Linked DNA regions of Homo sapiens: region 1 is linked to region 2. Evidence: read pairs that join two places in POLR2A ChIA-PET (ENCODE). Cell type or tissue: PC-9. All regions are shown on one strand. Each heading gives the region's core, and the rest is flanking DNA. Links, peaks and the distances in the headings are about the cores only.

Region 1 (15,832 bases), core at 6,086-8,585, 72 kb after region 2:
AGCCTTTGGCCTGTGCTGAGCCCTTCTCCTGCCCCTCCAGTTACCCAGAGCCTACCCCCTACCCCAGTCAGAGAGCTGGCTGTCAGAAGGCAGGGATGCAATTTCCGCTTCTCCTGCAGAAGTCCTGGGCTGTGTATTGGCAGGTGCATCTGCTGACCTGACATCCCAGCCCCAGCCACCACCCATGTCGGGACATCGTCTCCAACCAAGGGCCCCATCATCATGATGAAAATGATCGTTAGTTTCCTGCCTTCCACGCGTCAGGCATTTTACAATCCTGACTCACTGAATCCTCACAGCCCAAGTATAAGTACTTATCAACCCCATTTTACAGATGAGGAAACTAAGGCTCAGAGAGCTTGGGTAAGTGGCCAAGAGTGCCCAGCCAGAAACAGTGAGTCAGATAGAAGCCAAGATCTGTCTGGCTCTGATGTTTAGCCTGTGCACCTGCAGCCATGCGGAGGCACAGGCTGAAGGGGGCAGACCCCAGCTCTCCCTGGTGAGGGGCAGCACCCGATAACCCTTGATGCCCTGGACAGTGGGCCCCCGGGGGAGCAGAAAAATGGAGCTCCAGGCTGGCCGAAGGCTCATCAGGTCTTCGGACTCTTGTATGAGGCCTCCATTGTTCTACCTGTAAATGGAGTGAGACTGGATCCACTAAACCATGCTAGAGTCATAGCGAGTTGAGGCCAGAGAGGAGAGCGCAGCATGGGGCCGGTCAGCCAGCTGCAGCCATGGGAGACTGTGAGAGACAGAGCAGCAGAGCCATTGAGGCAGCCCCAGATCCCAGGCAGGGAGCAAAGGGAGCAACGGCAATCCAGGCAGGAGCCAAAGAGAGGAGCCAGATGCAGGAGTGCAGACCGGGGTGTGGGAAGAGAAAGATCCCTGACAAATGGCTCCCGTTTTCTCAGGGGAGGGTGTAAGGAGGGCATCCCATGGGGTCAGAGGCTGCTGGGGACAGAGGGGACGCAAGGAGTAGAGAGGCGCTGGTATGCAGCTGGCACGTGCTGGGGCAGAGGGTGTTCAAGGGCCCCTCCCCACCAGGCTCGATTCCTCTCACCCCAACCTCAGGAGCTGCTGGAACAGGAAATGAACTTCTGGGCTCCTGCAAAGAGAGCCCTCCACTCCTGGGAGTAGGGGCGGGCAGGGGTGGGGGCTGCAGAGGGCTTTGGCAGGCTGGACGTGGGACTAGCTGCCTGTGGCCGGAGAAGGGAGGGGTCTGCAGGGTGGTATTCCCACTCCCCACATTAGGTGGCCCACAGAGGGTGTGGGTGGGAACGGGAGTGGCCAGACCCTCGAGCCAGGGGCAGGGGTACATGGTGCCTCCTATGGGGCCTCCCCTCCGCCTCAAACCTCCATTCAAACCAGTCATAGAGCCTGACTTTGTTGGGTCATAGCCAGGTGACACTGGGGCATTCAACCTCATTGCAGAGAGAACAGAAGAGGAAAGGCGTACATGTTCATTGAGCATCCACTACACAGCAGGTGCTATGCCAGACTCTGAAATTAGGATGCCATCAAACCTCTAAAACAGCCCTTTGAGGAACATGCTATGACTCCATTTTACAGATGGAAGAGCTGAGGCCTAGGGAGGCTGAGGGATTGGCCCCTGCTGCATCAGCATCGTAGTTCAAAGGTTGAGATCTGGGCCAGTGGACTGGCTCTAAGCAGCTGTGGCTTGGGGCATTTTACTTAACAGCTGTGCCTCAATTTTCTTAGCTGTAAAATGGAAATCCTAACAATTCCTCCTCCTCGGGTTGCTATGCGGGTCACAGAAAACCATCACTGCGGGTGCCAGGCACACCACGAGGGCTCGCTGAGCAGAGGGATGCCCGGGGGATGGAGCCTGAAGCTCATACCTTGTCCTTGTGCTGGGCTCAATCGCATCCACCTGTGGCACCAGTCTTTCCAAGACAGCATTTCTTTGTGTTGGTTTATTTTGAAGTCATTGAAGCAGTGGGAGTGAGAAAGGCAGGAGGGAGTGGGGCCCAGAGGAGAAGGGAGGAAGGAGGGTGGGCCCCCCAGGCAGCAGAGCAGAGGGAAGAGGAGTCCACAGCGGGTGAGAGGGGAGATTAGACACTAGAGAGGAAGGAATGCCAAGGTCACCAGGGTTAGGCTGCCTGGGGCCGCCAAGACCGCCTGAGACGTGGATCATGACCATGCTCTCTGGGCTAAGTCACCTATGCGGTTCAACTGGAGGAGGGGCGCCAGAAAGTCCCTCGTCCCTGGGGAAAGACCCCCCTCTGTGGTTCTACCAGTGCCCCAGTTTCCACCATTCGTGCTGAAGCAGTCAGTGGCGGAGGCTGAGTACGAACTCAGGTCACCTGGGCCTGCCCAGGGCTTAGCCTCTGCTTCCTCACCCCGAAGGCCAGGACCCTCCTGCTTTCAACGTCTACCTTCCACCTGGCCTCTGGGCTCTGTGATTCTGATGTTCCTCAGCACCCCTGCCACTCAAAACTGTCTCCTGGGGTGAAGTGCCACGTGGGGTTTGCAGGGAGGGTCGCTGCATTGCCAGGGGTGGGTGACAGAAAAGGCATTCAAACACCCTCAGTCCAACCTGCTCACGTCTCATGGGACAAACTGAAGCCAACCGAGGTGGGGTTGGGCAGGGGGTTGGGGCTGTCCTGCCCAGGACCACACAACAGGGCAGTGGCTGAGGCCCTCACCCGGCCTCCAGGCACCTGACCTGCTGGCCGTGTAGCTGGACTGGCTCTGCCCAGGAAGGACCTAGGGTTCACTAAGCCCTGGTGGGCAGGAGTGAGACCCAGCACTGAGGCTGCTCAAAGCCACATGCCAGCAAGGGGTCCCCATTCGTACCACCCAACCCTGCAGGAAGACCTCCTGTGCCCAAAGGACAGATAAGGCAGTGAGGACTTGGGGGCGCCCAGCTTGCCAGGAGGCAGTGAAGTCAGGCTTGGTGGAAGTCCAGGGTTGACAGGCTCTGTGGCAGCCCCCAAGGCTCTGCCAGTTGAGAAAGACTCATGAGCTGGTTCTCCAGCCCCTGGGGGGCGGGAGCCTCTCAAGGAGCTGGGGCAAAGGGGAGCTCAAGCCTGCCCTGGCCAGCCCACAGCCGCAGCTGGAGATCAAGAAGCCCCCGGCCAGCCTCAAGACACAACAGCGATAAGGGGTATCGGCCGACAGCTGGGGCAAGGGAAGGAGCTGGCGCAGGCTCTGGGCCTGGGGACTGGGGGTGGGGGATTCTCCTTGGGGAGGCAGTGAGGGGCAACCTGGGGATATCCCTTCTCAGAATAGATGCCCCAAAAGTTGTCAACGGGACCAAAGTGACCCAGACACTTGGCCCTGTCCAAATTCTGGGCTGGCCACACCCTCAGCTCCTCGGCAGCCACAGGGGCAGGTGTCTTATGTGAACGGTAGACTTCCCAGCCAGGGAGAAGGATACTGCCTTCAGCACATGGCACCAGCCCCAAGCCTGTCTTCAGGTTCAGAAATGTCTCCTGGTGGGGGTGAGGCGCTGTAGCCAGGAGGCAGCCTGGACAGGAGTGGGACACCCCTTGAGACAGCCCATCTCTCTTGGAGGTGCTGGGGACTGACTTCCACTATGGAGGCCTGGGGTCGCCCAGCCCAGGCCCAACCCCCACTCCACAAGTATGATGACCACAGGCAGCTCACTTCCAGCCTTGGTACCTCAGACAAGAACATCCCCTTTCCAGGGGTTGCTGCGGGGACTCAATGGGGCTATGTGGGGAGTCTGCTGACTGCCTTCTGGTCTCAGTGGTGGAGGAGACATGAGTGGTTCCTCAGGGCTGGCCTCCTCCCCTCCCCTTCCCAGGGAGTCCCGGGTCTGTCCAGCTTTCCTCTTTGCCTGGATCGAAGCTCTCCTATACATCTAAGAACTGTCAGAGCCACTGTCCTATCCAACAGCCCTACAAAGTCTTTGATTGAGGTTTTCCTCTCCATTCCACAGACTAGGAACCAGAAGACCGGGAGGCTGGGATGGGCTACTCTGTGCTGGGGACAGGCTGGTGCTGAGGACCGGGATCTCAGTGGACCCCCAGACAGGGCACACCTTCTGAGACAGCACAGCCCCAAGAAAGGGGTCACATCCCCTTCCAGGCCCCAGGGGGATTTTTTTTTTTTTTTGATACAGAGTCTCACTCTGTCACCCAGGTCAGAGTGCAGTAGCACGATCTCGGCTTACTGCAACTTCCGCCTCCCGGGTTCAAGTAATTCTCCTGTCTCAGCCTCCGGAGTAGCTGGGATTATAGGTGGGCATAACCACGCCCAGCTAATTTTTGTATTTTTAGTAGAGACAAGGCTTCACCATGTTGGCCAGGATGGTCTTGATCTCCTGACTTCGTGATCCGCCCACCCTCGGCCTCCCAAAGTGCTGGGATTACAGGCGTGAGCCACTGCGCCCGGCCCCCAGGGAGGTTTTGAAGTAAAGACAACTGGCCCCTCCTCCAGCCCCACCTAGGACTCCTTGTCACTATTCTAATTGTGCTTCCCCTCCCACTCTCACACAAGTCCCATTCCCTGAGAATCACAGTACTTAAGAGCTCAGACACAGGTGCCTGCTGTGGGACCTTACTCAGGTTTCTTAATCTCTCTGTGCTTGGATTTGCTCATCTGTAAATTAGGACAATTTAGGACCCACCACATGATCCTGCTATGAAGTCAGTGTAAAGTGCATGGAGCAGAGACCCGCCTTGGTAAGCACTCTGAGCACTTGATCACAGCTCCCCTCAGCCTCCACCTTGCCCTTCTCTCCCTGAATGCCCTTCCTTCACGGGAGTAACTCCGGCTCATCTCTCAGGACCTGGCCCGGGCACCGTCTCCTCCGTAGAGCCACCATTCACGTCACCCAGCCCCCACCCAGCGTCACCATCCCTCCCCCTCCCTCTGGGCAGCTGGGGTTTCTTCCCCATCAAAGGGAAAGTTTCCATGCAGGCCTCCCCGCTGTCCTGGAAGCACTGAGGCCAGGGGTTTATTTCACTCTGGGGCTTTCTCTAGTATGGGCTTGGCAAGGGCCGGGTCCCAGGAAACATTTGCATCACCAAAGCCAACTGTGGGAGTTGATGTCTTATTGTAATGGTTCTGCTGCCAGACCCTGGAAGTCGTTTTAGTTCTTTAAAAAACATTCTTTTTGCATTGCAATTAATTTTTCTGCAAGTAAATTCATGAATACATTATCCTTATAAAAGAAAAAAGCAAAAACTATGCATAGATATGACTAAGATCCCCTCAGAAATCAAGCCCATCCAAGGCCTTCTTCTCTCCCTCCCCAGAGAGAACCGTAGGCACTGGGGAGAGCCAACCTCTTTTCCTCCTTCATACATGTAAATGTGTGTCCACAGGAAACATGCAGAACTCTGTGTGTGTCTGTGTGTGTGTACGTCTGTGTGTCTATGTGTGTGCCTCTGTGTGTGTGTATGTCTGTATGACTGTGTGTCTGTGTGTTTCAGTATGTGTGTCTATGTCTGTGTGTCTATGTCTGTATGTCTACGTATGTCTGCATGTATGTGTCCGTGTGTGTGTGTGTGTATGTCTATGTGTGTATGACTGTGTGTCTGTGTGTCTCGGTGTGTGTGTCTATGTCTGTGTCTGCATGTGTGTCTGTGTGTGTGTATGTCTGTGTCTATGTGTCTGTATGTCTGTGTGTCTATGTGTGTCTGTGTGTGTGTCTGTGTTTGCATGTCTGTATGGGTCTGTATGTGTGTGTCTGTGTATGCATGTCTGTGTCTGAAACACTCCCAGAGAACAAAACACAATGCAGCCCTGTGGGGAGGAAGCATATTTGACTTTCCTTAACCCAGGATGTGCAGGCTCAGGAGATGGTGGAGGCCTTGAGGATATTTACTTCACACCAGGTAAGACCGTGTAGAGCAGGCTCTGAAGCCCTGGAGAGTTCCTTCCAGGTCAACATGGAGGTGCTGAATTCTCTGATTAAAAAAAAAAAAAAAAAAAGGAAGCCACCATCTTTAAACTGAGTCCCTCACCCTCCTTGTTTCTCCATCAAGTTCACAAGGCTGCCTTAGGATAATTTATCATGTCCTGCCTAAAGCACCTCGCAGCCTCCGCACCGTGGCCGTCCCCATGCTAACCCATGAAGAAAGCAAACACGAGTCAGGCCACTTGGTTCGTGCTTGCTGACCGCTGGCTGGCTCCCGTTGGTCACCTCCCTCTCTCCTGCTTTCTCTCAAAGCACTGACCTCGCCTGAGAACTGGAAGCTGCAAAGCGCAACACTGCATTTCTCCCCATTTAGTTTCAGGGGTTATTTGCTTCATTCTAACCTGGGACTCTTGCTGATCTCCAACCTCCTGGCTGCCCTCCTGGCCTGGGGAGTCCCCAGAGCTTACCTGCGCGGTTCTCAGCCTGCTGGGCCAGGCTTCCCCCACACGGGGAGGCAGCGGTCTGCTGGTGGAGGCTTCACTCCTGCCTGCCTCATGGGTCACCATCAGGACCAGCTGGCAGCAGTCTCACCCCTGCCCTACTGATTTCAGGACTTACCTCCTGCTCCCAGCACTGGGGACCTCTGAGCAACGAGTTCTGGTGGCCCCAGACCCACACAGAGCCCGCCTCTTGCTGAACTTTGTGATGGCCTTAACCCCTTTCCTGGCTCTGGGACTGCTGCCTTCCAACATGACTACATGCCTCCTGACCAGCAGCCCTGTCCAGCCACACCAGGGGAAGTGAGGAGGAAGTAACTGCCCTCAATGGCACGATTGGGGTGGAAGGGTGCAGGAGCTGGGTTGAACCAAGAGGGGCATTCTGGGGGGTGGGAGGAAACAGGGTCTGGGAAAACAGAGGATGGCATTGGAGTCAAGGGAAGTGAGGAGGCACCAGTACAGGTCGGCAATAAAAGGGAGGGAATTGAGTGAGGGCCCCAGAAGCTGAGTGGAGAAGCTCTAGAATCTGTGGACAGATGGAGTGTGGGCCCCTTTTCTGTGCAAAAGTGGATGTGCTGAAGGTTCCGGCCAGGGCCCTTAGACATGCCTAAAATAAAGGCATCCAATTTGGAAAAGAAGAAGTAAAACTGTCTCTATTTGCAGCTGACATAATCTTGTATATAGAAAATTCTAAGGAATCCACTAAAAATCTATTAGAACTAATAAATGAGTTCAGCAAGGTTGTAGAATACAAGAGCAATCCACAAAAATCTATTCTATTTCTATGCACTTGCAATGAACAATATGAAAATAAACATTTTAAAACATTCCATTTACAATGGTATCAAAGTATACTTATGAATAAATTTAACCAAAACATTACAAAAATCATACCCTGAAAACTACAAAAATGTGTTAAAAGACATAAAGGACGATGTAAACAAATAGAAATACATCCTATGTTCATGGATGAGATGACAATACTCCCCAGATTGTTCTGCACATTCAATGTAATCTCCATTAAAATTCCAGCTGGCATCTTTGCAAAAAGTAATAGGCTAATCCTGAAATTCACACAGATATTTAAAGACTCTAGAATAACCAAAACAAAATTAGAGGGTTCACAATTCCTGATTTCAAAACTTACTACAAAACTACAGCAATTAAGAGAGTTTGTTACCAGCACAAGGATAGATATATAGAGCAATGGAATAAGTTGAAAGTTCAGAAATAAACCTTCGCATTTCCAGTCAACTAATTTTTTTAAACTGTGCCAAGATAATTCAATGGAGAAAGAATTGTCTTTTGAACAAATGGTACTGGGGCAAGTGACTATCCACATGCAAAAGAATGAAGCTGGATAGGAAAATCAAGCCAAAGACCTAAATGTGAGAACTAAACTATAAAACTCTTATAAGAAAACACATATAGGCCTGGCGCAGTGGCTCACACCTGTAATCCCAGCACTTTAGGAGGCCAAGGTGGGTGGATCCCAAGGTCAGGAGATTGAGACCATCCTGGCTACCACGGTGAAGCCCCATCTCTATTAAAAACACAAAAAATTAGCCGGGCGTGGTGGCACCTGCCTCTCGGGAGGCTGAGGCAGGAAAATCGCTTGAACCTGGGAGGCAGAGGTTGCAGTGAGCCAACATTGCATCACTGCACTCCAGCCTGGGTGACAGAGCGAGACTCCATCTCAAAAAAAAAGAAAAAAGAAAACATACATATAAATATTCATGACTTTGGATTAGGCAATGGGTTCTTAGATATGACACCAGTAGCACAAGCAACAAAAGAACAAAAGAAAACAGATAAATTGCATTTTACACAAATTTAAAACATTCATGCATCAAAGAACATTATCAAAAAAGCAGGAAAAAAAGCAGAAGGGGAGAAAGCATTTGCAAATTATACCTCTGATAAGGGACTTGTCATCAGACTATATAAAGACCTCTTACATCTTGGTAATAAAAAGACAAATAATCTAACTTAAAAATGGGCAAATGATCTGAATAGACATTTCTCCAAAGAAAATATACAAGTGGCCAAGAAGCACAGGAAGAATGAACAACATCGCCAGCCTCCAGGAGAATGCAAATCAAAAACACCATGAGGTACCACTGCATACCCACTAGGATGACTATCATCAGAAAGAAAGATTCTAATGAGTGCGTTGAAGAAAATGTGGAGAAATTGGGATCCTTGTGCTTTGCTGGTGGAGATGCAAAATGGTACAGCCACTTTGGAAACCAGTTAGGTGGCTCCTCAAAAAGTTAAACATAGAGTTACCATATGACCTGGCAATTCCACTCTTAGGTGTATGTCCAAGAGAATGGAAAACAAACGTTCACACGAAAACTTATACATGAATACTCACGCAGCATTCTTCAAAATAGCAAAAAAAGTAGAAATAACCTAAATGTCCAGCAATGAATGAGTGGATACACAAAACGTGGTCTATCCACACAAGGGAATATGATTTAGCTGTAAAAAGAAATGAAGGCCTAATACCTGCTGCAACATGGATGAACCTTGAACACGCCATGCCAAGTGAAAGAAGCCAGACACAAAAGGCCACACATTGTATGATTGCATTTCCATAAAATGTCCAGAAGAGACAAATCTACAGCGACAGAAAATAAACGAGTGGTTGCCTGGGGGTGTGGAGGTTGCTGAGGGGTCGGGAGAAGGGAGTGGCTGCTGATGAACATGGGTGACAAAAATGTTCTGAAATTGTGGTGATGATTGCACAACTCTGAACATATTAAAAACCATTGAATTGTACACTTAGATAAGTGAATTGGATGGGATGTGAATTATATTTCAATTTCTCTGTTGTAATTGAAAAACAAAGCAGCTGTGGACTCATAAAGCCTGGCATTGGAGCTGGGGAGGTGGGCACAAGACTCTTCAGTTGTACACCACCCTTTCTGGCCTCCTGTCAATCCACCTGACCCTTACGTGTTCACCTTCTGGGGAGTCTCTTCCTCAGCCTTGCCTCTGCTCCTCTGCACACAGTCACCCCAGGTGACCTCAGGGCCCAAAGGCTTCAGGGTGAGGGAGGAGTAGGGGATGAAGTTGTAAGTTTTAGACACTCCTCGCCTGCACTCCCACCTATATGCTCCCAGTGTGCAGAAAGCTTCCAGTTCCCTCCTTCCATCCAGGACCTCTCTCCTGAGTGTCTGGGTGCCAGGCCCATTTCCATCTCTTCTGATCACAATGACAAGGACAATGACGATGATGGAGACCGTGACTATGATGATGGTGATGTCGAAGCTTGCTAACATTTATTGGGCATTTATTATGCACCAAGTCCCTTTATATGCATTATCTCATTGAATGCTCACCACAACCCGAAGCGGCCAACACTGCTACTTATATCCCATTTCACAGATAAGGAAACTGAGACTAAAAGAGGGGGCGTCACTTGCCCAAAGACACACAGCCTGGGAAATGGAGGAGACGGGATTGAAACCCAGGCAGCTGGCGCTGGGGCCCACACCTTTAAGCGCCATGCTGGGTTCTCACACTCCAACACTCAACTCATCCCCTTGGCCACCCCTCCAGCCTCCCTCCACCCTCCTCCCTCTTCCCCTCACCCAGCCACTGCCTGGCATGGGTTCTCCTCCCGAGTGTCCACCCTGGCTGTTCCTCCCCGACTCTTCCCTCACCCTGAAAGCCCTCCGGGCCCTTATCTATACTCTTTTAAGGCTGAAACAGACCCTGAATCCCCTCAGGCTTCTAGGTGGCCATGGGGCTGCACCATTCAGGCCTTCAGTGCCTCCTGGGTTCACAGGGCAGGCAGGTCCACAAGGCAGAAATGACTCAGGCCCACCCCCTGATGCCCAGCTGTGTTCTAGGAATCGGGCAACATTTTGATATGAGGTGATTCAGGGCCCAGATAAGCAAGGCAGACATGCAGCCTGACAGACACACTGACAGACAGACAGACAGGCAGAACATGAAAGCTGGAGTGCATGGTCCTCAGACCGCAGATGCCTTGGGTCCTATGCAGGACCTGTCTGAGCTCACATGCTCAGGAATTAGGTTCTGAGGACAAGCCCTGCTCCTGTCCCTGGGACCCTACAAACCCCCCAGGACCAGCCCCCAATCCCAGCCATGGGGAGGAGCCCCTGGCCCCGCCTGCCTGCTGACGGGATCTGTCATTTTCTGTGCCAACCACAGCCCTTCCCCAGGGCTCAATGATCTAGTTTCTCTTTTCCTACCTTGGAAATAGCTCATCACAACAGTTAACCCACAAGCCCTCCTGAGGGCGGAGGGCCCCCCACCCCCAGGAAGAGAGTATCATGGGCTAGGAATTTCTGAGGGCACAGCCGGCCTTGGGTGATAGTCAAATAAATTTTTCTTGAGTGACAAGGAAGGAAGGAGAGAGGAAGGAAGACAGGGAGGGAGAGAGGGAGGAGAGATTCCAGAGGCCCCTGGTTCATTGAGCGTCCTTGCATTTGTTGGCTGAGTTTACTCTTGCTTGTCTCCTAGTCACTGTGTGACCTTGGGGAAGTAAGCAGTGTCTCCGGACCTCCTTTCACTGGCAGCCAGTGAAAAGGTTAGAGTAAGTAAGATTCGGCCCTTGCATACCTCCTGAGACTTCAGTGATGCGATCCCAGGAACAGGGGCGTTTGCAAAGCCTTCTGAGAATCTGGGAGCCAGCAAGGTGGACCTCCTCTTGACAGCCATCTCCCTCCCCACCCATTGTCACCTGCCGACATTCTTGCCAGGCAGCCCACAAGATGCAGGAGAGTGGCTCGGAGAACACCACCCCCGAGGCAACCCATGGGACTGGGCCCATTTGCTCAGGTAGGGCATGGGGACTCCCTGCCCTTCAGACCTTCAGGACGCTTGGCCAGAACTGCCAGTTTCCCAGTCTGCTTGCATCTAGAACCTCCCCCCGACCCCCATGCACAGTTTCTACAAATTCCCCACTTCATTGACTCATGGCTCCCCCTGCCCATCCCATTCCCCTGGTGACCCAGGCTGCTGGCAGGCAGACTTCAGCCCCTTAACCATAGCCTGAGCATGGGAAATCCAATGGCTCTCATCATTGTGTGAGTTTGGAGGCTGTGCTGACGCCTGTGGGGCCCTCATCTGGGAAGGATGAGCTTCAGCCAGCTCACTCCCAGCATGCGGCTTGCCCCACCCCATGCAGCATCCCCCAGAGCATCCTCCTACACACACACACCCATGCACACACGCATACACACACAAGCGTGCACACACACACATGCACACACACATGCACACACGCATACACACACAAGCGTGCACACACACACATGCACACACGCATACACACATGAGCATGCACACACGCACATGCCAGCCTCCACTCATGGGAACTAGCCCCGCAGGTGTCCGGGAGTTCTGGCCCATAGACGGCTCTGTATCCTCTTTCATGAGAAATGAGGCCATGGGGAGGAAGCAATGGGACAAGACCTGTAAACCCACTTCATGACCTAATGGAGACTGTCCCCCATCTCCCAGCCCCAAGGACAAGAGGCCTAAGACGGCAAAGACAAAGAGCCCCAGCTGATTCTGTGGCATGGCTCCAGGGCAGCCTGGGCAGGGAAGGTCAGGGCTGTGCAGGTAGGTCCCACATGTCACCCTGGAGGGCAGCAACACAGCCTCCCACATTCAGCCCTTGGAGGTTAGCCATTCAGTTCTGGCCTGCCCCAGAGACCCTGGTCAGTCTCCTGCTTGGACCTCCCTATCGCCCCTCCATAGCACAGCCCACAGCTATGTGGCCCTGAGCCTGCCTGCCCCTCGCTGCCCTGCCTGTCTGTCTTTGGAGTCCAGCTAAGTCTGGGCTCTTCTGCACATCTCCACACCACCTGGACATTGCAGGAGCCTCTGGCTGGGCTCGCTGCCCCTCTCTCCCCCTGCCAAGGTCCATTCCCTACACAGCAGCCAGGGGATCCCTTGAAAGAATAAGTCAGATTCCCACACCCTTGCCAAAGTCCCCTCAGTGTTCCTCCCCACAAAGGCCGCTGCCCCTGTGACCTGTGACAGTTGTGTCCTCTCCTAGATCACCCCAGCTTGACTCTACCAGGCTTCTGCAGTTTCTCCACTAGAGAAGCCCTTTACTACCTCAGGGCCTTTGCACATGCTGTCCCCTCTGTCTGGAATGCCTGACCCAGCCCACCCTGACACAGCCACTTCTATAATCAGCTCCTTCTTTAGCACTCAGCTGAATTGTTCCCTCTGAAGCTCGGCGTTCCCCACTACCCCATCTGAAGCAGGCCTCCCTGACTGCAGCGTCGATTTACTTGTCCGTATCTGTCACTCTCACTAGATAATGAGCTCTGTAAGAACAGGAACTATGTCTGCTTCATCAGCCACTATGGACCCAGTCCCTACTACAGAACGGACACCTTGTAGACATTCAGTAAGGAGCTGTGGAATGAACAGAGGGTCTCACAGATGAACACAGACACGAAGTCACAAATGGGAAGCCAGCACTGGAGTCAGCTCTGCCTGTCCCAGCCCCCTTGGCCACCTGCTCACTGCTCATGGGAATAAGAGTCCACAGTGCTGAGTGCTGCCACGGGCCACCCGCCACCCTCGGATCGCCTTGTCAATCTACACACTGTTCCTGTGACGTGGGAGCTATTATTAGCCCACTTTGCTGATGGGAAAAAAGAGGCACCTCTGTCACAGAAGAGCAACCCTTAGCAGAGGAAGGAGTCCCCGTAGCCCCCGGCAGCCACAGAGCAGGCCAAGGCACAGAGGCACAGGGGGGACCAAGGGGCTAGAGAAGAGTGACCCTGGCTGGCCAACCTCTGTGTTGCAGACCACGGCTTGAAGCCAGAATGAGGCTGGCCGCACAGAAGTCTCAGGGACCCCCAAGGACGGCTGAGAGTCAGGGACCTCCGTGCAGCTCTGAGAGAGCCATTGCAGGGCTCAGGGCAGAGCCAATTGGCTGCAAACTGCCTGGTGCCCTCAGGTAAGCCCCAGTGGTTTGCACTTTCCAAGTGCCCAGGGCACAGAAGTCCTGACCGGCAAGTCTCTCCCCAGAGCCCACACCCCAGTTGGTGGTCACCTCAGGGAAGACTTTTCAAAGAGGTCACACTACTCAAAGTATGGTTCTCCCAGCATCTCTGCTTCCCCTGGGAGCTTGTTAGAAATGTTCTCTCCAGCCCAGCCCAGACCCACAAAGCCTTAATCTGCTTTAGCAAGACACCCAGGGCTTCTGTGTCACAGTCAAGCTTGAAAATCTCCAGCCTGCTTGTCCAGGCACCTCTCCTCACCATTATAGTACCATTCCTGGCGGTCAGCAAGCATACCCATCAATGGTGCAATTGACAAAGATGGTCACTGCAGCGTTGTTTATCAAGGGCAAAAACTGGAAATATCCTAAATATCCAACAATAAGGAGAAAGGGTCCTAAATTAAAAGACAGCCACCAAAATGCTCTTTTTGAAGAATGACGGCACAGGGGCAGCGCTCATACTGTAATATTATATGGAGAAGACAAGCGTAGCAGCGCACACACAGTCACGTACGGCAGTCGCACACGTGTGCAAATTCACCAACATGTTAACTGTGGGCACCTTATGGTTGCTGGGATTATGGGTGATTTTTTGTTTCCTTTTACTTTCCTGGGTTTTCCTAATTCTCTCCATGGATATGCCTTACAATCATGATAGTGAAGCCACCAATGAATGATATTCTTATTTAAAAATGAAAATGTGAGTGTCCCTTTAAACAGATGCTCACATTCAATTCATCCGCTGAAGGGCCTTGCAAATGAGGTTTCAGACGCTTCCCAAGGCCTTGAGGTGGGAGAGTGGGAGGAGGGGATGTGTCGTGAAGCAGGTATGAGGGGCAGGGGCAGCACAGGCACCTCCCAGAGGCCTGGCTTGGGGGGACATTTGGGGAGTGGGGGGCACTGCAGGTCAAGGCCACATGCTCTGGGCCTTTGCCGCAGCTGTGTCCACTTCCGAAAATACCTTTCCCTCTGCCCTTCTTTTCTGACCAACTCCCATCTGTCCTGCAAGATTTGGCTCAGGGACCACCTCTTCCAGGAAGACCTCTCAGATACCCCCACCCCCAGAACACTGGGCTCCCGCAATAACCTCTTGGGCGCCCTACAAAGAACTGTGAACATGTGATGGAAGATGTTTCAGACACGCGTCATGGCTTTGTCTAGCACACAGGACCCCTCAGTCACCAGCCCCTGAGAGGACCACAGTTCTCGTCCTATTCCCCACTCACCTGGGCACCCCTGCCGTGTGTGTCCACTGATGTTCCTGCAGCTACCGGCTCTGGCCTGGGCACTGCCCTCTCCTCTGGGTTCTACCCATCAGTTACAAAGGGCCGACATGCAAGGCCCAAGCAGAGCAGTTTCAGAAAAACATTTAGGGAAAAAAGCCAAGTGTTCCTGGCAGGCCCTGGTGCCCTCCTGACCCCCACATCAGCCCTTGGGTCTCAGAGCCCCAATTGGCAAGGCCCCAGGCTCCAGACCTGTCCAGATCCCCCCAAGCCCCTCGGTCTGAAGCCTGGCAGCAATCCAAGGCTGGGCAGGCACTCATGGTGCCCAGGTCTCACTGAACAGCTGTGTAAGAATGAAATGAGATGAGAGAGTGCCTGTTCCATGCGTGGCCAAGAGAACACGCTCAAAGTCCTGCTTCACACTCGCTGTGGGCCTGCAAGGGAAAGGTGGTGGCCATTCTAGATGTGGCCCACGTGAGTCTCTGAGTCCTGAGGACTGTACCCAACCAGGTGAGCTGGCCAGACTGCTCTTTGAGGTGGCCCAGCCTTAGGCCAGGGCCTAACATCATAGCTGAGCATGTCAACCTTTTCTGGAGAGGCTCCTGAGGCAGCCTACTCTCTCAGGGACCATCCTGGGCACCGTTTTTAAGGTTTCTGGGGTGGTTATGACACCTGCCTCCAGCTCTGCCTCAGGTGAGGCCTGGCATCTCAGGGAAGAGGTCACACACACCCACTCACTCACAGAGGAACCTCATGGGCTGGGGAAGGTGAGGGAGCTCTGGAGCACCCCACCCTGGAGAAGGGATGAGGACCGTGGGGCTAGAGGACATGGATGGCGGCCGCCAGTGAGGCTGGAGACGGGGCTGCCCGCGGGGGAAGGCGCTTCTGCTGCTGCGTTTTATGGTGTTTTTAAAATTTTTAGTTGTGGTAAAACATACCTAACATAAAATTTACCATCTTAACCATTTCTGAGTGTATTCTTCAGTTGCATTAAACACATTTACATCGTCGTGCAACCATCACCACCATCTTGCTTCAGAATTTTTTCATGTTCCCAAAACTGAAATTCTGTACCATTAAAATCAACTCTGCATTCCCCTGCCCACACCCCCGGCAACCGTCATTCTACTTTGCATCTCTGTGAATCTCACTACTCCACGTTGACTTCCTTACACAAGTGGAATCATGCAGTTTGCCTTTTTGTGACTGGCTTGTTTCACTCAATATAATGTCCTCAGGGGTCATGCATGTTGTAGCA
Region 2 (15,832 bases), core at 7,633-10,132:
CCCTGCTGCCAAGAGTCAGATAGGCCGCTCCCCTGAGGATCCCAGGTTTGGGCCCAGCACAGCCGAAAGACCCTCTCTTGTAGCCTGGAGTAATTTCCACACAGGCCACAGAGACTTCACACATTCCAGAACCAGGCAGATTTTCAGAAATGGGAGCTGCTATTGGCTGGTGCATCATCTCATGTCTCTCCGACCCACGCAAGCTGAACAGCCTCCAGCCTCATTGGTGACACCCTGCTGGCATTGAGGGCCAAGACAGAATGGTTCTGAGCTGCCTCTGCATGCCTGAAGACCTCAGCCTGCCGCCCGCTGCCCCAGTAACTCAGGGGGTCCCCAGCCCTCAGCAGCACACCTGCCCTGTTCCTCCACTTGGACTCCTCATCAAGGGTCCTTGTCCACCCCTCATGCTGACCCCCTTGCCATGAGTGTTGCAACGTCCACACCACAGTGCTGTCCCCACATGCTCCCGCAGTACCCTAGGTCCCTCCAAGAGCCCCACCCCCACACTCTGGCTCTACCTCTGTATCCACCTGGCTTCTAAACCGGAGTCCTCCCCACATCCATTCAGGCCCCAGGTGTCCCAGGGGACTCACCAGGTGGTGAACTTCTACAAATCCCCATTGGGACCCCCGGATAACTGAGTTGAATATTATTTTACAGATAATGAAACTGAAACAATTTTTTTTTCTTTTGAGACAGGGTCTCGCTCAGCCTCAAACTCCTGGGCTCAAGCACTCCTCCTGCCTCAGCCTCCCAAGTAGTTAAGACCACAGGCGTGCACCACCATGCCCAGCTAATTGTTTTTATTTTTTGTAGAGATGGGGTCTCACCTTGCTGGTCCCAAACTCCTGGGCTCAAGTAATCCTCCCACCTCAGCTTCCCAAAGTGCTGAGATCACAGGTGTGAACCACTGTGACCGGCTGGAAGCAATATTTTAAAACCTGGAATTCAAATAACAGGGCACCAGCTGTGGAATATACACCTACGCAAGAGGAATGGCAAGAGAAGAGATCATCCCGACCCCGTTGGTGGGCTGGATGGAGCAACTTCCGCAGGAACGAGGCACCTCGGAGGCCTCTACTGGCTGAGAGCAGCATCCTGACCAGACAGCAAGCCCCAGAGGGTCTGGGGGGATCCAAACCCACCCCTGCACAGGTTTGCTGTGAACCAGGTGGGAGGGAGGGAAGATGGGAACGAAGGTGAGAGAGGCCTGGGGGCCCGTGAGCATGAACTTGGAGTGCTGAGCACTCACCTAAATGACAGCATCAGCGGGGCAGGGGGCATCCTGCCTTCTGCCTCCCTGAATTCACAGCTGGAAAGTGATCCAGGTCATGCAGACTCACTCCCACTGACTCATTTGTCTCACTCCAAGCACTCGTTTCCCGGCTCCACTTGCTACTTCCTTGCAGGTCTTGGGCACCAATTCCAGATTCCTGGACCTGTCATTCTCTGGGAGAAGGGTCCTGCTCTGAACCACACCAAGCCAGGGGCTTTCTCCAGATCACCAGCCTCATTTGGCAGATGAGTGAAATGTGGCTCAGACATGCCCGGAAACTTGGCCATGATCACAGAGCTGACAATGGGCAGAGGAGGGATGGGAACAGGATCTGCCTGACCCCAGAAACCCATGCCCTTCCCAGAGCATCCATGGCCTTACACAGGCCCGCCTTTCCCGGCCTGCTTCAACCTCCTTGGCCTCCCACATGGCATTCACCAATCTGCCTGCTTGGCCAGGTCTCCCCTGCCTTTTCCACTCATCTCACACTTTAAGCCCACCTCCTTCAGGAAGCCCTCCCTGCTCATCATAACAGGTATTAGATATTGATACTCCTACATACACACACACACACACACACACCACCCACCCCCAGAGTATACACAATCCTACATTATTTTCCAAAAGTTTCTCCTATTAAATCACTCCCCTGAACTCTACCAGGTATCTGTAATAACAGTGGGCATACAGCAAGTAGTCCATAACTATTCTTTGGACTTGAACTAAAATTCATCCCCTTTCTTCTGCCACCTTCTTGCATCAAGGACTTCAGCCTGAAACCAAGGCAGGCATGAAGAGAAGCCGATTTGGGGCTGCAGTCTAAGTGCCTTTACCTGACAGCTCCACATGAAGAGACCGGCCAGGGCTCTTTGCTCCTGGCCAGGAGGCCCCAGGAGGGAAGGATTCCCTGCATCCCAGGGATCACAAGTCAGGGAGGCCCTCAGTGAACATTAACTATGATGACGACGTAAACATCATGTCTCAAAGGCACTAGCTGAGACTCCAAGGATAAATGAAGGTTGGTGAGCAGTGGGGAATGGGTGGCTGGTGCTCTGAGCTGTGCTTGCCCAGCGCTGAGGCCTTGGACTGGCCCCTCACCTCCCTGCCTTCACTTCCTCCCACTGGATTCCGCATCCTCCAGATCCCAGTCTGGGTGTGCCATGGCTTTCCTAGGAACCTCCCTCGGGCCTGCTCCATCAGGGATGCAGTGGGCGGAACTACCAATCATGGCTGCAGTCTGGCTGCAGGGGGCCTGGCAAGGTGCCCTGAGCTCCCCTGGGCAGGTGAGTGAAAACCTGCCGGCGGGGGCTGCAGCCTCATGCGTTTGTGATCACAACCAACTCAGGCAGTTTTTGGTTTCACGTTTTCCTTCATTTTCCCTTGAGGGGCACCTCATACTGGGAATCCCAACCCCTTTGCCAGGAGCTCTCACGCAAGGAAGGGCTCTGGGCAGTTCTGCTCTTAGAGCTGGGCCCTGCCCGGCCCACAGCACCAGGCTGGGAGTTACTGCAGGTTGGGACTCCATCTGATCCGCTCCAGAGAACTCAGCAAATGCTGGGCTGGTGCTCTACATGACACACTTGAAGTTTGTAATTCATTTCCAAAGTAACATATACTCATTAAAGAAAATTTGGAAAATGCATAAAAGCAAAAATGTAATATCACATAAGAAGCATCACCTATAATTCCACCAGCTATAGATGTCTGCTTCTTACATTCTGGGATCTTTTCTTTCAGGTGTTTCTATGCCTCTATACTTTAAAAACAAACAAATAAACGAACACCAAAGCGGATTATATTAAGCACTGTTTTGATACCTGCTAAGCCGAGGCAGCTCTGTGTGATACTATTCCCCTAAGCCTTTAAGTATTCCTCATGTTTTCTAGCAATTACCCAGAGTGAAATCATACAACATCCCCTGAGGTAGCTAATCAATCCCCCCTTGCTGGGCATTGGAGTCGTTTCTAATTTTCATTATTTTACACAATACTCCCCAGCCACGGTTGTAGCTGCATCCTTGAGGTCCTCCTCAGAGCCAGATTAAGAACCGAGAGGCCTCCAAGCACTGGAATTATTTGGTGCAGTCCCGCAACAAGGTGCACCATTAAATACAAGGGCTATTCTGCTTTGCTTGAGGTATTACATTAATTTTCAAATGTATTTCTTGCTTTTGGGGGATAGCCCTGCTCTGCTGGCACCTCCCGCATAGGCTAGTTCTTTCTGATGTCTCTGCATAGCTATGACTATTACCTCTGGGTAATTTTCAGGAGAAGGAATATCAGGATCAAGGGTTCTCCAAGTGTAGGGCTTTGTGGTCCATTGCATCTGCCCGCTCACCACAGAATCCATCACCTGTCACACACCTGCACTTAGTAACCCTCTGCTGAATAATGGATTATTGCCAAACGTGCCTCCCCCCGGCCCCCACTTGGCTGTACAATTGAAATGGTATGCAACTGGACAATAGATGAATCAGGGGTATGATGATCTTGGGGACAGATGTCTTGGGCCCTCAGGTGTGCCTGAACCCAGAGGATTTGGGGCAAGGGCAGACTGTCCCTGTTCCTGTGTGATTGGAGGGTGCTGCTCAGAAAGTCCCAAGCTGCAGAGCTCGGAGTCCCAACCCTACAGAGCCAAAGAAGTGGGGCCCACACTACCTGAGGCAGAACTGGCCTGGCCACCGCCTGGCTGCATGGCCTGAAGCAGCTTCCTCTCCCCTCTGGACTCATTTTCCACATTCATAAAATGTGCACGATGAAACATGCAGCTCCTCTTTCTGTGGCTGCCACTGCCCCTGAGTGTGACCCCAGCTGCCTCTTTGACAGCTCAGGGGCTCAGGCTCTAGCAGGAAACACAACTGGGGCCCTCCGCATGGTGGCCAGGCCGGTGTGACCTGGTGCTAACCTGCTCTTCCAGCCTCATCTTCTGCAGCACCCTTCCTGAAGGTCAAAAGCAGGCTGGCCACACAGCTGCCCCCATCGCCTGGCGGGTCCAAGGCTGGCCACTTTTCTCTCCAAGGTGCCCCCATCTGCCTGCCTGTAGAAATCCCACCCATCCTTCCACATCACCCCTTGCTCCGCAAAGCCTTTCTGAAGGCACCACTTTCAGGGAACCTGGTTTGCGTTTTAAGCCATGGCCCCTATGACAGCATCCCTGGTGAGTGTACAGATGTGTCACCTCTCTTTGAAAGCAGTGGCCATGGCTGGGTTCCCTGGCAGGGACTGAATGACCAAGAATGATGGGGGAGGGCAGTGTGCTGGGGTTTGTTTTGTCTGTTGTTTTCCCAAACCGGTCCCAGTGACACTACAAAGCCAGAAGCACAGAAATGCACACAGAACTGAAGACTCAAGGGTAGAAGATTCTTAGCCACCAAGACCTCACTCATGGTGGAAACGTGCAGAATTCTGAGATGTGGGCAAAGCCATTGCCAGGCCCCTTCCAGAACTATGCCCTGAGCTGGGACAAGCCCCTCACTTTCCCTCTGCGCACTCTACCTGTTTCCCTCTTGAAACAGGCCCTTCTTTCAGGCCAGCTTGGCCTTCTCATCTCTGCAGCAGTATCTGCCCACATGGCCACCCCCCGATTAAGACTGACTGCCCCAGCCACCCTGCCCACCCAGTGCCAGCCCACCCAGCACCTGGCACAGCAAATTAACTCGGGAAGGAATCCTTGACAGGCAGCTCCCATGACCTTCTTCTAGGAAGCCATCCCGGACTGCTTTGGCCCTTAGAGATCTCTTCCTCCCCCAGCCCCTGACAGAAACTAGTCTTTGTACCACGCTTGTGTGATATTTATCAATTAATGTACCATATTACAAGATTGGGGTTTTTTTCCCCATTTGGCCCAAGAAATGCATGTTTGATAGTAAAAACAGGGTTGGACAGAGGTGGATGATGTACTAGGAGGACTAGCGGGGAGCTGCGGACCAAAATAGCTGAGCCTCCAGACACAGCACTGTAACCTGTTGCTGGCGGGCCCAGCAAGGCTGTGGCCTTGGATGAGGTGGCCCTCCACAGCAGAGGCCTCCCAGGAAATTGACAGCTGGAGCTGTGTCCTGGCCTTACTCGCTGCAGCTGGGCAGCAAGGACTTCCGTGGCAGAGGCGGGGCTCTTGGTGATGCATGTCATGTCCACCACAGACAGGAAAGGAAGATTTTAAAACAACCAAGGGCCAGGTGCAGTGGCTCACGCCTGTAATCCCAGCATTTTGGGAGACCGAGGAGGGCAGATCACTTAAGATCAGGAGTTCAAGACCAGCCTGGCCAATATGGTGAAACCCCATCTCTACTAAAACTACAAAATTAGCCGAGTGTCGTGGAGCACACCTGCAATCCCAGCTTCTCTGGAGGCTGAGGTGGAACCTGGGAGGAGGAGGTTGCAGTGAGCTGAGATCGCACCACTGCACTCTGGCCTAGGAAAGAGAGCAAGACTCCATCTCAAAAATAAAAATTAAAATTAAAACAACCAGGGAACAATTTTAGCACTCAGTTCAGGGATTGCCAAACTATGGCTCCCAAGCCAAATCCAGCCCCCTGCCTGTTTTTAAAAATAAAGTTTTATTGGGACACAGTCGCGCTCTTTTTCTCTGGTGGATGTCTATGGTCTTTGGCTGCTCTGGTGTTACAAAGGTAGAGGTGAGTCGTTTCGAGAGAGACCATATGGCCCACAAGGACAAAAATAACCACAAACTGGCCTTTTATAAAGTGTGCTGACCCCTGCTCTAGTTGACTCCTTTGGGGATGGAAGCCTAGCTCATGATGATTCCTTTAGGAGTTCACACCACACACACACACACACACACACACACACACAGAGGCACGCACAGGGACAGCACACAGTGTCATTCCCGTGCTGTATTTAGTGTTCTGGCCATGATTCATTGGTCTTGGAGAATGCACTTGACTCAGGCTGAACCAATCAGATTCTTTGTCACAGAAATGTGAAACCAAGCATCAGGTACTGGATGGCCTTGCTTGATGGGAAAGATCACAACTGCTCTTGCCCAGGTCTCCAGAGCTGCCCTGATTCCAACCTTCCTGATGTTCTAACCTCAGCTCCACCCTCCTTATTATATGAACTTGAGCCAGAGGCCAGAGTGAGCCTCAGTTTTCTTATCTAGCACAGCAGGAGACTAGACTGAGCAGAAAGGGTCACTGTGAGGATGAAATGGAAGGATGCACACAAAGTGCCCAGCATAGCCACTGGCACCTGTTAGATGCTAAAAATGGGAGTAGCATTTGATGTAGCAGCAGCAGCGATGATAGTAGTTGCAATCATCATAATAATATTATTACTTTTTGGCATCGCCAACGGCCTGCTGATCTTCCCTGTCTGGATCCCCGAGCAACACTTCCAAGTCTGTATGGCAGAAAGTGACCCCATTACATCGCCATCTCTGGTAGCCAGCCTCCAAGGTGGCCCCAAGCCCCCAGCCTTCTGTACTCCAGCGCTGAGTGCCCTCCTCTCACAGTGAATCAGAGCTGGTCTGCAGGACCAAGTAAGTATGAGGGAGTCTCCTGGATCTCATGAGGGGAACCAGACACCATCTCATGAGGACACTCAAGCAGCCCTGTGGAGAGGCCAAGTGGGGAGAACTTGAGGCCTCCTGCCAACACCTAGCACTGCCTTGGGAGCCATGTGAGTGCACCATCTCAGAAGCGGACCTTCCAGCCTCGGTCAAGCTTTCAGGTGACCACAGCCCTGGCCAACATCCTGATTTAACCCCATGAGAGACCCCGAGCCAGGACTACACAGCTAAGCTGCTTCGAAATTTCTAACCCACAGAAACTGGGAGTCATATAAAATGTTGATTGTTGCTTTCAGCCACTACATGTTGAAGTAATTTGCCACAGCAAATTAACACACTATATAAACCTGTCTGTCCTAACACGTCCTTGTTCCAGGGAATGCCATTCCCTTCCTCCTCATCCCAAAAGCTCACTCACTGCAGTCTCATTTCTTTGCTGCATCCAATCTGCTGATTGGACATCTCTTGATGCCAGCCTCTGTTCTCTTGTCCCATTACTCTTGGAGCAATAACAGCCTTTTACTGGACACTCATCATGTGACAAAGTACCTACTTCATGCCCTGTTTTTGGTGCTGAGTTTGCTCACAGAAAGTCACAACAACTGGAAGAAATAAGTTTGTTGTCCCTGTTTTTAGAGTGGAGACACCTGAGACTCTGAGATGCTCAGTAACTTGCCTGAGTGCCCAACCCCTCCCCAGCAGGTTAATTAGAGAATCAAACTAGAATACCATTTTGCCCCAAAGCCCATGTGCTTTCACCAGTGGGCACCGAGGCAAGGCAGCTCAGCTCTGGCTAAAATGCAGATCCGACCATCTGTCCTGCCCTGCTTAAAAGCCGACAAAAGTCCCCCACCCCAGTGCCCCTGTCCTGTCCATCCTTCAAGCTCAGGTCAGTTGCTGCTCCTTGTGCCTGACACCTCTCATTGAACACCATCTTCTCTCCTGGTAATTACCCATTTGCTCTTGGTTTAGAGATGGGCACACATTCCATCTCCCACAGGAGACAGTGGGGTTCTCAAAGGAGAGACCGCCCAAGGCCCACTTGGTGCACACAGACCCATGGGAAAGGATTTACGTATGTGGGTGGAGTGACTGTCACATAATTAATAACTGAGTCTATGAGTGAATATGCTCAGAAATCAGTGATTCAATGAATCAATAATGAAAAGCTTTCTAAATGTGTGGCTTACGTCATGAATGAATGATGGGTTGATTGAATAGGACACTGCCTAGATTTAGGGTCCTGAGACTGTATATGTGTCTTTGCCAACAGCAAAATATTTTATTACATAGATGATCGAGAATAGTATTCAAAATATTTAACAAACAGTACACCATGGGCACCAACCGCTCAGGATGGATGCCTCCATAGGCTGGGTCAGGCAGAGGGTCTCCCGTTGGGCCCCTTCAGTGCCAGATCCTGGGAGGCTGGGGGCGTGTCCCAGGAGAAAACTAACATGGCGGAGGGCACAGGCGGCACTGGAGAAGCTCGCGCACAGCCCCTTATCAACCTTGCGGGAGCATGTCAGTGTGGCGCACCGGGGCCTGCTGGCGGATGCAGGCCCGCATGTGGAGTTTTCTGAGCATATCCACGGCCAGCCCTGGGCTGAGCTTGACTTGCAGGAGCTCATTCCATCCTCAAAGAGCACCATGAGGTTGGGACTACCGTTGTCCCATGTTACAGTGAGGCACAAGAGGTCGCACAGCGAGTAAGTGGCGGAACCACGACCTGGCCCAGGACTGCCTAGCAACTGCTGGGCAGCCTCTCCGCGCAGCGTGAGGCCCCAGAAGCCCGGGCCTGCGGTTCGCCTGCGCGCGCTACCTGCGCAGGTGCTGGGCGGGGCCGGCAGTGGGCCTGGTCTTTCCGGGCCCGGGATTGGTGGAGGCTCCGGGGCTGACAAGGCGTGGCCGGAGGCTCGGCCCTCCCCAGTTTCCTGCTCTCCCGAGCCGAGTGGCTCGCCCTGATGCGGAGCCCGGCGGTCACGGGAGAGAAGGTGGCTGTCAGGCATGCCCCTGGCGCCGCGACCGCGCCACGGACGGCGTTTTCCAGGCGCAGTTGCCACTGTCCACTTGCCACTGACCAGCCGTGGGACTTCGGGCAAGATGTCACCTCTCCGAGCTAATTTTCCCCATCTACGAAATGGGATGACGACGACGTGCATGGCCTTTCCGGCCTGGTGTGCAGATTAAAGAAACACCTATATGCAGGGACCTGGACATTTACTGTCACTCTTCTACATTGTTGGAAGCCCTGGGCAGTCAGGAAAGGCCACAAGTGGCAGGGGTTGGTGGACTCTTGCGCCTCTCTGTCCCAGTGGGGGCAGAGTGGGGAGCTTGGCTGGGTCCCGCGCCCCTGGCGCTGCGCTGCGCCCCAGCCTCCTGCTGCCACCCCCAGCCCTCCGAACTCCTCCAAAGGCCGAATCATTTCTCCTTCCTTTTCGCTTTTAATCACAAAATAATTTTGGTGCCCAGAAGCCTTCCTCTCGGAGGAACATTTGTGCGGGATGATATCAGCCTAATTAAGCCTTCAGCTTCGGGGCTTGATTTCTTTCCCCCCAGATCCCGGCGCTCCCTGCCAAGCAGCCCTGGCCGGCCAGGCGGCCGGCTACCTGCACTTGCCGGGTTCTGGAGCCTTCGGGGCCCGTGCGCCCCCCTGCCCCCGCGCCGTGATTGATATCTTGATTAGGCGCCAGGAGTTGGCGGACCAGGTGTTACCTCGGCGCGGGCTGGAGGCGGCGCGCTCTGCGAACCCGGCCCTGAAAGGCGCAGGCATGTTCCGCGGCAGCAATGAGCCTTTGTTTGCCTTGGCAGCGCCGCGGCCTCCCTGGGGCCGGCCCCATAAAGGGTTTCTGTTCGGGCTGGAGGACTCATTGTCAAAAAATTGTCCCTCGAAAAATTAGCATGGTACAGTGGAGAAAGCGGAACGCCCGGCAAATGACAGCTGCTGGCCCCAGACAAGGTCCAGAAAGCGGAGTTTTGCGGGGTGCCCGCTCCCAGAGGCACCCCTCCCTCCAGGCCTGGAGAGGGACGGAGGGGTGGCAGAAGGGGCCGGCAGGGCAAGGGCAGGCAGGGGTCAGATGGGGAGTGCAGCTGGAATTGGGGTTGATGGCTTACCTTCCCTAAAAGGTGGGGCATCTCCCAGGGGCCAGGAGGCCAGGTCTTTGGTATGGGGTGTTGGAGGGCTTCTGAGCCAGTGTCAGGACCAGAGGGGCAGCTGGGTTGAAGAAGCGGGGTGAGGTGAGAGGGGGGAAGAAAGAGAGAGAGAGAGAGGGAGGGGGGGGAGAGAGAGAGAGAGAGAGAGAGAGAGAGAGCGCCTAAAGGTTATGTGGTTAATTGAACATCAACAGCCACAGATACGATTATGCCCCTTTGTGTCTTTCTCCCAGTGTGTTGATGGAAAAGTAACTAGATTAAAAGGGCCGGGAGCTCGGGTTGGAGGGGCCGGGCAGTGGGGGGAGAGCCCTTCTGAATGCCGACCCGGGGCTCCCGCAGTCCCAGCAAGGAGGGAAAACAGTCAATTAGAGAGGAGAGAAAAGATGGAGTGAGCTGTGGCTTGGCATTTGCATAAAGGCTGGGCCCCAAAGCTGCCACCCTTCGAGAGGGGGGCAGGGGTTCCCAGGAGAGAGGTTGGGAGTGTCATGGGGGTGAGGCACATGGTAACTGTTGAAAGTCTCCGCCCGAGGCCCCTATGCACACATTGCACATGAAGCCGAAGTAAGGGTTACTGGGTGTGTGTATGGAGCATGTTGACGTCTGCGCGTGCGTATTCTTGTCATATCTGTGAAGTTGCAGACATCCACATTTCAAGTGGATTGCACCTGTATAGCTTGTGTTGGCCTAACTCTCTGTGTTGTGACCATGTGCACAGATTTATGTAGGTGTGAAAAGACAGTGGGGAAAATCCCGTGGGGCCTCTCTGATGGGGCCCAAGAGCATGGCTGGGTCAGGGGGATGTGGATTTGCTGACTCGATCCCACCAGCACAGGCAGGCCATGGCCTCGAGGTTTCCTGTGGCCCTAAGGAGCCTGGACCTGGAACTAACCCCCAGGCTCGCTGGGTACCTGAGCTGCCTGGAAAATCTTCCCAATCTTTCCAGTCCCCTATTTCCATTAGGCCCTGACCCCCTAACCTAGCCCGTCAAACAACCTCGTCTCTGAACAGGCAGGTTTTAGGCTGAAAAGACAGAATCATACCAACCTGAGATCCAGTGCCAGCTCCGGCTTCATGACCTCACACACATAACCTCACTCACACACAGCCCAGAACCAGGGAGCCTGTGCTCTCGGAGAGACTGTCCCCTCATGAGGAGACAATGCCATCCAATTATAGGACTGTTTTAGGGCTTCAGTGAGATCTTGTACTGAAGTGGGAGGGAGTCCATACTACAGCCCAGCTTGCCTGGGACCGCCCAGGTTACGCCTGGGGTCCTGCATTATTATTCATAGTGCCCCACACTCTCAAACATGTCCCGCTTTGGATTACAAATTATATGGCTACCCCAAATATAAGTGGGGCCGCAATAACTCTTCTTCTCTCCCCTTCCTCCTTGCCTTCCCTCTTTGATTGTCTGATTGACGCACTGCTCCACTACTCCAACCCTCTCTGCACTCCTGGCATGAAACTCCTGGAGTTCCCTGATGTCCGTCACACCATGTGCAACAGTAATAGTAGTTAATGCGCAACAGACACTCAGTGGCTTAACAGCTGCCCGGGAATAGAGCTGCCTCAGGGACTCTGGGTGCAGCGGACTGCCCTCTGCCCGCTGGGTTTAGAGCAGGGCAGGGCATAGGAAGAGAAGTAAGGCCTTCGACACCCCTATGACCGTGGGCTACTACTGACAAACAACAGGGTAGGGCCGTGTTTCTGCATCCACTGTCCATTGGAATCGTTCTTTTGTGTGGACAAGCCCTTCCTCCCCTATTGCAAAGTGATTCCCTACCCATCCAGGCCTGAGACTTTTGTCTTTCCCTGAGTACTGGGATCCAGCCTCAGTCAACATTTCACCATAAGAACGGCTATGATGCAGGTTGTGGAGGGCCTCACTTAAACAAGCACGTCGCTTACGTCACGGCAGACCCACAAACAGGCCCTCATTGATTTGTTGTAGTTGCTCCTGGTTAGGGACGTTCACCACGTAGACCAGGGCCCTACATAGGTGACTCAAGAGGGCAGCCCGGGTGCCTGGGAGCAAAGCGCCAAGCCTTTGTAGCCAGGAGGCACTTCAAAGCTAGCTCCCAAGGGACTTCTCAAATAGGGCTAATGGGGCACACGAATTTATCCCTGCCTACTCCTGAGACACCCTGGCATGACAGTAAAGAGATGTTTAAAGGTGAAAATCTGCTAAGACAAAGAGTATGATAGAGGAGGCATCAGTAAAATTTCAGAAGCTTGAATGCAGATAGGAGAAGGGTCGTTTCTTTAGCCCTGTGGAGAAAGCTGAAACCGAGGTTTATAGAAAAACAGGAAGTCCAAAAAGCCGGCCAGAACCCCAAAAAAGCTCCTAAATTGGAGACATGTACAGAGATTTTTAAAAAAATTACTTTGCCTATGAAGGATCAGGCAAAAGAGTAGCACTGGACAATGGTTGCTTAAAGACAGTGGAGCAAAATTTTGAAATTTTGTATGCAGGTAAATTAATCAAGCATAAGGGTAGAATAAAAATGTGGGTCATAAAACTTCTCAAAAATTTACCTCCCATATACTCTTTCTCAAGAAACTACTGAAGGATGAGGGAGGCTTTGGGAAAGCTAAAAAGATGTAGCAGAGGTTCAGAATCCTCAGTGAAGGAAGGCTTCCTGGAGGAGGGGGCATTTGGAATGGATCTCAAGGGATGGGCAGGGTGTCAGTGAGTTAAGGTGGGGGATGGAGCAAGGAGAATTTCTGGGTAATGGGAACAGCATTGGCTCTGGCAGGGCGCTAGGGGAGGGGGTTCAGGGTTGTCTTGCCACTGGTTTGGTGGAAACAGGGAGAGATGCAGTTGGCTGGGGCCTGACCACAGCAGGCTTTGAATGGCAAGGAATCAGGACATAATTCTACAGGCCTGAAGGACCGTGAAGAGGGGCCCTAGGGCTGGGAGATGAGAGAGGCTGGAGGGGCCCCCAGGAAGGGGGCCAAGGCAGAGGGAACGCAGGTCTCCAGGCTGGGTCTGGGCGCTGATGAGATCACGTGTGAAAACACCACGTCACAAGGGGCCTCCTGAGAGGTGTGGGCGAGCCAGAGTGAAGACTGTTGGGTTGGAGGGACTGGGCAGAAGCCCAGCTGTCTGTTAAATTTCCCAGGAGAGGAAGGCTCTGAGCAGGGCAGAGGGACTGGGTGGTCACCAGGGCATAGAGCCACCCGCTTTAAAGCCCCTGGGTGGCCCCATCCTGGGCCTGCAGGACCCACTCCACACTGCTCCTGGACCACTGGACCAAAGTGGAGCCAGACCCCGAGGCCCAAGGCTCCCAATGACATTTCATCATCCTCCAGGCTGTCTTACCACCCAGTGCCCTGCCTTTCACCCTGTGAAATAAAGCCACTGTTTGAGAATGCAACTGGGGTCACCACCTGGCTCCCACCCCCCACTGCCAGCCACACCATGTTTAAGAGGGCTGGGTGTGGAGCGCCGGCACGTAGCAACAGCGTGCAACCCAGGCAAATTACCTCCACTTCTCAACCTGTAAAATGGGATTTACAGTAGCTCCTGCCTGCTGGGGTGGTTGTGAGGATGAAATGAATCTGAATGGGGTAAGAGTTTAGAATAGAGCCCAGAACCCAGGGAGCCATTGCTATCATTATCCTTATTAATATTACTGCTGAGGCTTAGAGAGCAAATAGAGCCAAGGATGACTTTGGGGGCAGCTGAGCCAAAAAGTGGAGATCCAAGAGTTTGCGTGGCCTGGACTGACCATGCAGCTTTGCAGGGTCTCGCTCTCCTCTGTGGCCTGGCCGGATGGGATCCCATGTCCTCAAGGCCTGTCCAGAGACCCAGCCCAGAAGCCATGCTGATTGGAAGGAAGTCACAGTCACAATTTCTAGGGGGCCGTGGACAGCAGTGGGCTTGATCGGGTTTGGGTTCTGACTCGTCAGAGTTCCTACCCTGGCCAAGGGGACCCTACCCCACACTGGGGCCACCTGCCTTCCTGCTATCCTTCAGTATGTGGTGGGGGATAGCCCTTTCCGAGGGATCCACCCAATGGGGATCCAGGGTGGAAGCGTTTACAACCCGGCACGCCCTCCCTGGCATGATTTCCCCATCACTCTGTCCCACCCACGTCCCCGGGCTCCTTGGCCTGGTTTCCAGGAGCTCTGTGTGTGGGGGATTGAAGGGTAGTCATTTTGTAGTATGGGGAAGATTTCAGGGCCAGACAGACGCTTCAGGGCTATACAGGAGCCCTGTGAACATAGCCATCACCAGTCACTGCCTCAGGCCTCCGGGGTAACACAGATAAGAGCAGGGAGGGCTGTGTGGACACTGTCCCTTCAGGCTTTCAGAGGAAGTCCAGCTGCTCAGCACTGCCCAGGTGTGGCAGGGATGACACCTCCCACTCCAGATACCATTTCATCTGAGGGCTTAGTCGGTAATTTGGGTATGCTGCCACCAGGTGGCTCCCCTTTAAGGCCCTCTCTCCTCAACTACTGAGCAAACCTTGGATTCTGTCCTAGAAGAGAGGATGTTGGGCTTCTCTCCTTACTCATGCTGGCCCCTTGTGGGCACCTGAACACCAGGCCTCCTCCGCCTGGGTATCCCCCAGCCCCTTCTCCTGCTCTTTTATCTCTCTCTCTTTGTAGCCCCATCTACCCCACTCATCCTAGGGTCAGGAGTTCCTAATCCGAAACAAGCCGAAGCTCCACTCTGCCCCTCCCAGGCTCATCCCAGCCCTGCCCAGCTGAGCTTCCCTGAGAGGCTGAGCGCTTCCTCCACTCCTGGCCAGCACCTCAAACCACCTCCCCTGCTGCCTTCCCCCAGCCCTGGGACTCCTCCTCTCCTCTTCTGGCCATTTTCATGGGACTCCCCCTGCCAAGATCCAGTCCCAAAAATTCCCTGAGCAGTCGGGAGGCAGGTCAATAAAGGTTTGCTGAATGAAAGATTGGGAAAGGGGCAAACACATGGCTGAGGGACTAATCGGTGGACACATTTTTACTGGGCACCTATTATGTGCCAGGCCCTGTGCTGGCCCAGGAGGTGAATGAATCAGTGAAGAAGAGAAGTAAAGGGGGATGTGAAAGCCCAAACACAGGAATGGCTGGAGAAACGGAGCAGAGGAGGGGACCAGCAGAGGGGTGGGTGGCTGGCTGGAGGGGTGGGTAGGTGAGTGCTTCTCATGATTTGCTGGGGAAGAGCCAGGTCACTTGGCCAGGGATTGAGAGAGGCAGTGTCCCCAACAGGACCCAGACCAAAACAGATGACTCACTTATATGTAAGGCCTTGGAGAACCAGCTGCTGCAGGGGAGGGGCGGGGCAGAGGGGGGTGCTGGAACCAAAATTGTGCTGTGGGGGCACCCTGGGGAGCTTGAGACAAGGTCAAAACAGGCCCTGCACAGATGGAAACCGGTGCAGATTAGGAAGAAAAGCCTGAAGACTCATCCCAGAAAGCAGCAGTGACTCATTTATTGAGCACCTACTAGCTGCCAGGGATGTCCTATAAATCAGTCCTAAGCCCCAACAGTCCTGGGCAGGAGAGTTACCCTCACCTTGCAGAAAAGAAAAAGAGAAGCTGAGTGGTAAAATGACTGATCCACAGCCACCCAACAGCAAGGGCCAGAGTCGAGACTGACCCAAGTCCTCTCTTGGCTGGGACCTGCCCCTCTGTCAGCTAGCGCATGCATTCTTGGAGAGACCCAAGGAGATGGTGACCAGCATGGAACAGACGATGGAGGGAGGTGGGCAGCAGGGCAGCCTCCCAGGTGCCTGCAGAGCATAAGCCAGCAGGGAAGAACCACTGGGTGGCCAAGACACCCCAGTGCGGGAGGCCTGGCCTCTGGGGATGCCTGGGTTTTGCCTGTGGGGTTGGTACTCCCTCTGGACAGTCACAGGTGAGTGGCTTCCCC

Evidence for each region. Peaks named below come from ENCODE experiments on the same cell type or tissue, not always from the same donor. Only the 100,000 strongest peaks of a DNase experiment are listed, where the experiment ranks them.
Region 1: POLR2A ChIA-PET joins it to region 2 with 6 read pairs; 2 of 35 experiments call an interaction of 5 or more read pairs at or near these places.

The regions. Positions count from the first base shown.
Region 1 is chr2:120,362,683-120,378,514 of GRCh38, reverse strand. No RefSeq gene overlaps it. Among named protein-coding and RNA genes, the nearest start is that of INHBB, 24 kb to the right of the region's middle. RefSeq lists enhancers at 1,739-2,630, 4,415-5,308. In PC-9, for the core only: no CTCF peak of the experiment used is centred there; no DNase peak of the experiment used is centred there.
Region 2 is chr2:120,435,951-120,451,782 of GRCh38, reverse strand. No RefSeq gene overlaps it. Among named protein-coding and RNA genes, the nearest start is that of LINC01101, 22 kb to the left of the region's middle. RefSeq lists a silencer at 192-348 and an enhancer at 9,043-9,668. In PC-9, for the core only: no CTCF peak of the experiment used is centred there; DNase peaks (open chromatin) are centred at 8,682 and 9,622; H3K4me3 peaks cover 1,731 bases; H3K27ac peaks cover 612 bases.